2 separate regions of the Homo sapiens genome follow, and region 2 is linked to region 1. A link is an interaction called in ENCODE POLR2A ChIA-PET data of the cell type or tissue named here. Cell type or tissue: OCI-LY7. All regions are shown on one strand.

Region 1 (2,500 bases):
TAAACGAATTACATTCCAAAGGGTAGAAGCGAAAGCAAGGGCAAAGGTCTTGAGACAGCTGTGAGCATGGCTAGAGGCCAGTTAGCAAAAGGGACATGACACCATCTGTGTCCCCTCCCACTCTGATAGGGACACATAACATTTTCTCAATTTTTCCTAAAAGACTACAAAAAGTCTCTTCTTTCCAAACAGTTTGCCGCCCTAAATCCTTCCAGTATATTACTTGGGGAGGTGTCACTAGATCTGTGTACCTCTGTTTCTCATTATGTGACTCCATTCTGGTTTCTTGCAGGTTTTTGTTTAAAGGAATGGTGGCGTTATTTATTTAAAACAGGCTTTAAAAGATACGGTTAAAACAGGGTAGAAAACCCTCACGTGGCCCACCTGCAATTCCTACTAACTTAACATAGGTCCCGCGTCTGAGGAATCCCCCTAGGTCCTAAATCTTTGGCAGCCAAGTCAAAAGTGACTACGACTCCGGGACTATAATTCCCAAGAGACACTGCGTCCGCACCCTCTGCGCATGTTCAACCTTGGTGACTGCATAAGGCAGCGAGCCCAAGGGGCTGGGCTTGGGCCTGAGCGGTGAATCGGGGCGGGGCTAGGGGCAGGGCCAGGGAGGGGGCGGTGCTGCCGGCACCGCCCGGAACACGCTAGTGGAGCGGAAGATGGCGGCGGCGGCGGCGGCCGCTGCAGCCGGGACTTCAGTTGGGCTGAGGCGGAGGAGCCGCCGCTTCTGACCTCGCTCTGGCTCCGGTGCGCGCGGCTGAGCGCGTGCGAGGCCCCGCGCGTCGGGCAGGGGCGGCGGCGGCCACTGCGCGCCGCCCTGAGGAGCGCCCCAGCGGCGGCGCGACTGCGGCTGAGGAGAGAGCCGGCTCCGGGCCTCCGCGTCCTCCTGCTCCCCCGGCCCCCCGCCTCCTCGGGGGGGCGGCGGCGGCGATGTTCTCGGTCCTCTCGTACGGGCGGCTGGTGGCCCGCGCCGTGCTCGGCGGCCTCTCGCAGACCGACCCCAGGGCCGGCGGCGGCGGCGGCGGCGACTACGGACTGGTGACGGCCGGCTGCGGCTTCGGGAAGGACTTCCGTAAGGGCCTCCTCAAGAAGGGCGCGTGCTACGGGGACGACGCGTGCTTCGTGGCCCGGCACCGTTCCGCGGACGTGCTCGGTGAGTCCCCGACCCGGTTCCCTTGCCCCAGCCTCGGATCCGCCTCCCGGGGACTCCCCGCGCGGGGCTTCCCCAGTTCCTCCCGGCGGCGAAAGGAGCCAGAGCGCTCACATGGAGGGAGCGCTTACTATGCGCCAGGCGCCGTGCCAAGCGCTCCGAGGCGCGTTTTCCGCTTGAACGACCCCCATTTTAGAGAGGAGGAAACTAAGGCGCACAGCGGTCAAGTCGTGTGCTCAAGGTCACAACCCGAGAGTGTGACCGGTCTGTCCGAGTCCAGAGCCACACTCTCGGTCTCACTCGGCCGTGCCAGCCCTGGGCGACCTCGTCCCCTCCCTGGGCGACACCTGCAGGCTCCTAACCTCGTTCTGGTTCCCTCTCCGCATGCCCCGGGGATCCCTGCCTCTTCGCGTGCTCCCGACACCACAGCCCGGCCCAGGCTGCGGGATCGCCGGCCGACAGGCAGTCGTGAGCCCCCAGACAGCCCGGCCGTATTCTTTCGCCGCCTGGATGGTAACCAAATCTTCACCCTTTTCGGAGTGTGGCGGTGGGGGCTGCTGGCTTGGCGAAAAAACCCTCACAGCGTTTTCTCCCAAATTGATCTTGTCCACTTGCGGTCACTTGGGGGTTGGCAGAGTCTCCTTGATCCAAAATAGAATGGTCGAGCCTACTTGTAGATTGCAGCCGGTAAAGCTCTGAGGATTGGTCACAGCCTTTTCAGGCCACAGGTGCTCCCTGAGGCCTATTCCAGTTATACCTTTTGGGGGTGGGAGACTACGGAGAGAGCTGGCAGAAAGGGCTAAATATAGTTCACAAGCAGTCAGAAACTTTACCATAATGTACGCCTTAGGAGATTTTGTGTATGCTATGGGATATTGTGCCGTTAAAACTCTTTGAATGAATAAAGCAATGCGCTCGCTTTGAAATTGAAGGACGTGTTGTCATTGAACTTGGGTTCAAATGTCACTTTGATTTCCCTTCCCAGGTGAGACTAAGTTTTTGGTTACTTTAAATTTCATATGCTGAGGCAGAGTTTGGCATTGGAACAAATGATTCTGTAACTTTTTTATGACAGTAATTATTTTTTAATCTGATCTCAGAATAATTGCCTAGTATCTTTGGTTCTACTACATGTAGTGTTTGTGAACATGGGACTGGAAAGGTTGTTCTCAGTTTAATTTATGAATGACCCCATTACCTGGGTTGAAGAAAAAGCATTTAATGTTTAGGCAACGCTATTGATATTAACATGAGAGGGAGACTTAGAAAGGTCCTGCAGCTTGCAGATTGAAATTGTACAAATCCACCCCGAAGTCAGCTGTCAGTGGCTGTCTTCCCTGA
Region 2 (2,500 bases), 380 kb after region 1:
ACAGTAGACATTTCTGAGACATGGCAATAATGGACAGCATTCAACTTCTGTGCACACTACTTCATAATGGTTACTGTTGTTTTTACAAGTATTTCTTTTGTAAGCTAAAAAAAAAATTTTAATGTAAAAATTAAAAACATAATAACATTGTATTTTATTTGTAAACAAAATTATATTTCAATACTATTTAAGACAAAATGTGAGATTTAAAGCAGGTGACATGTTAAGGATAAAGACTGAAGGCTGGGGCTGGGCGCGGTGGCTCACGAGGTCAGGAGATCGAGACCATCCTGGCTAACACGGTGAAACCCTGTCTCTACTAAAAATTCAAAAAATTTAGCCAGGCGTGGTGGCGGGCACCTGTAGTCCCAGCTACTCAGGAGGCTGAGGCAGGAGAATGGCGTGAACCCAGGAGGCGGAGGTTGCAGTGAGCTGAGATCACGCCACTGCACTCCAGCCTGGGCAACAGAGTGAGACTCCGTCTCAAAAAAAAAAAAAAAAAAAAAAAAGACTGAAGGACGAGGGGTAAAGGAACACAGAACAAAGAAGAGACTGTTTTTGTGTGTGAAGCTACGCTGCAGTATTTAAGAAAAAATTAAACAATATAAAATTGGGACTCCAAGAAATCCTAAGCCATAAAAAGAGAAAATACAGCAGTCTAAGTAAAGGAAAATTTTGCAATTAGTCTTGATGAATCCTCATTTTCAGTAGGGCGTGGTGGCTCATGCCTGTAATCCCAGCACTCTGGGAGGCTGAGGAGGGTGGTTCACTTGAGGTCAGGAGTTTGAGACCAACCTGGCTAACATGGTGAAACCCCATTTCTACAAAAATACAAAAATATAAACTACAAAAATACAAATAACAAAAATTAGCCAAACACAGTGGCGTGTGCCTGTAATCCCAGCTACTTGGGAGGCTGAGGCAGGAGAATATGTTTGAACCTGGGAGGCGGAGATTGCAGTGAGCCGAGATCGTGCCACTGCACTCCAGCCTGGGTGACAGAGCAAGACTCCGTCTCAAAAAAAAAAAAATCTGGCTAGAAGACAGATCAGAAAATGAATAGTTCAAGAGCAATTATTTCCTTCTTTGCTATTTATATCGATAACTTTGGAAGAAATAGAACTTAATTTATAAAAATTTTTATTTTTTAAGAACAAATTTAACTTTTCTCATTTCTTATCATTGGCCATATAGATTTATATGAACAAAGTTTACATACAATGAAAGAATATGAATAAGTACATTTTTAGTTTAATATGTTAGAGTATTAGAAAAAACACTGCTCTATACAGTATTTTCAGTCTGGCTTGCATTCTAGTGCATTACATTGAAAAAAAATTCAGATTCTGCAAGACACTCTATTTCTTAGATTTTTTTTTTTTTTTTTTTTAAAGACAGAGTCTCCCTTTGTCGCTCAGGCTGGAACGCAGTGGCATGATTTCGGCTTACTGCAGCCCCTGCTCCCCGGGTTCAAGCGATTCCCACGCCTCGGCCTCCTAAGTAGCTGGGACTACGGGCGCCCACCACCATGCCCGGCCTCTTTTTATAACATTAATGTACATGCCACTCAAAATCTCAATGCAATCTAGAATAAACGTGAGTGCTACATTTTATCTGAATTTTTACTGAATAGTAATAGCAAAACATTTAATATTTGAATTGTGATGAGGAGCAAAGAAGGCTTATGTTGTTCAATGATTGCATTTTATCACACCTAGCAATTCAACCATAAATGTATTTTTTTTTAGGCAGGATTTGATTTATTACAGTACGCCACAAGCTGGGATTGCAAAAAAAGCACCATATAAGGACTAAGCAGTATTTACATATCCTTCTTGAAGACTGGTACACTGCAATCACACAATTTCCAGCTAAAATGCAGTCATCACACTGCACAATTAGCAGGCAGATGACTAGAGTCTAGGCCATGTGGGACTTTAAAAAGAGACCAACTTTACTGCTTATGACAAAGCAATTATGAAATTATATATATTCCTGGGTGGCGGGGAATGAAGAGTTATTGCTTAATGGTTACAAGAGTTTTTGTTTGGGATGATGAAAACATTTTGTAAATATACAGTGGTGATGGCTGTACAATATTGTGAATGTAATCAATGCCAATGAACTGTACACTTAAAAATGGGTAAAGTGGCAAATTTTATATATTTTATCACAATCAAAAAGTAAGCAAGCAAGAAATAAAATCATATGTATTCCTACTTAGCAGGGCTAAAATATCTAGATGTTTAGTAAGATTTAGTATTAAATAATATCTTAGTGTCTACTTACTTAAATATGCTAAATTTGTATAATTCTATCTTATTTATAAAACTTTTATTGGTGAAAATATTAAGTATCTCAATATAAAACAACAAAATCACTTGCCTAATTGCCTTTCTTTTTTCTTGTTGATCAGAAGAGATATATGCCTTCATCTCATCAGTAGCACGACGAAGTTGAACTTCTAGGTTCTAAATAGAAAGACTTCAGTTTTAGGGAA

What was found. Peaks named below come from ENCODE experiments on the same cell type or tissue, not always from the same donor. Only the 100,000 strongest peaks of a DNase experiment are listed, where the experiment ranks them.
Region 2: POLR2A ChIA-PET joins it to region 1 with 24 read pairs; 2 of 35 experiments call an interaction of 5 or more read pairs at or near these places.

The regions. Positions count from the first base shown.
Region 1 is chr12:110,581,471-110,583,970 of GRCh38, reverse strand. It overlaps PPTC7 (protein phosphatase targeting COQ7), which reads left to right and starts at 653. Exons shown (of 6, transcript NM_139283.2): 1 at 653-1,162. The coding sequence starts at 940. RefSeq lists silencers at 501-830, 871-1,020. In OCI-LY7, CTCF peaks have their summits at 1,306 and 1,565; DNase peaks (open chromatin) are centred at 550, 1,210 and 1,890; H3K4me3 peaks cover 2,500 bases; H3K27ac peaks cover 1,669 bases.
Region 2 is chr12:110,205,566-110,208,065 of GRCh38, reverse strand. It overlaps IFT81 (intraflagellar transport 81), which reads right to left. Exons shown (of 19, transcript NM_014055.4): 17 at 2,386-2,471. Among named protein-coding and RNA genes, the nearest start is that of ATP2A2, 74 kb to the left of the region's middle. In OCI-LY7, no CTCF peak of the experiment used is centred here; no DNase peak of the experiment used is centred here.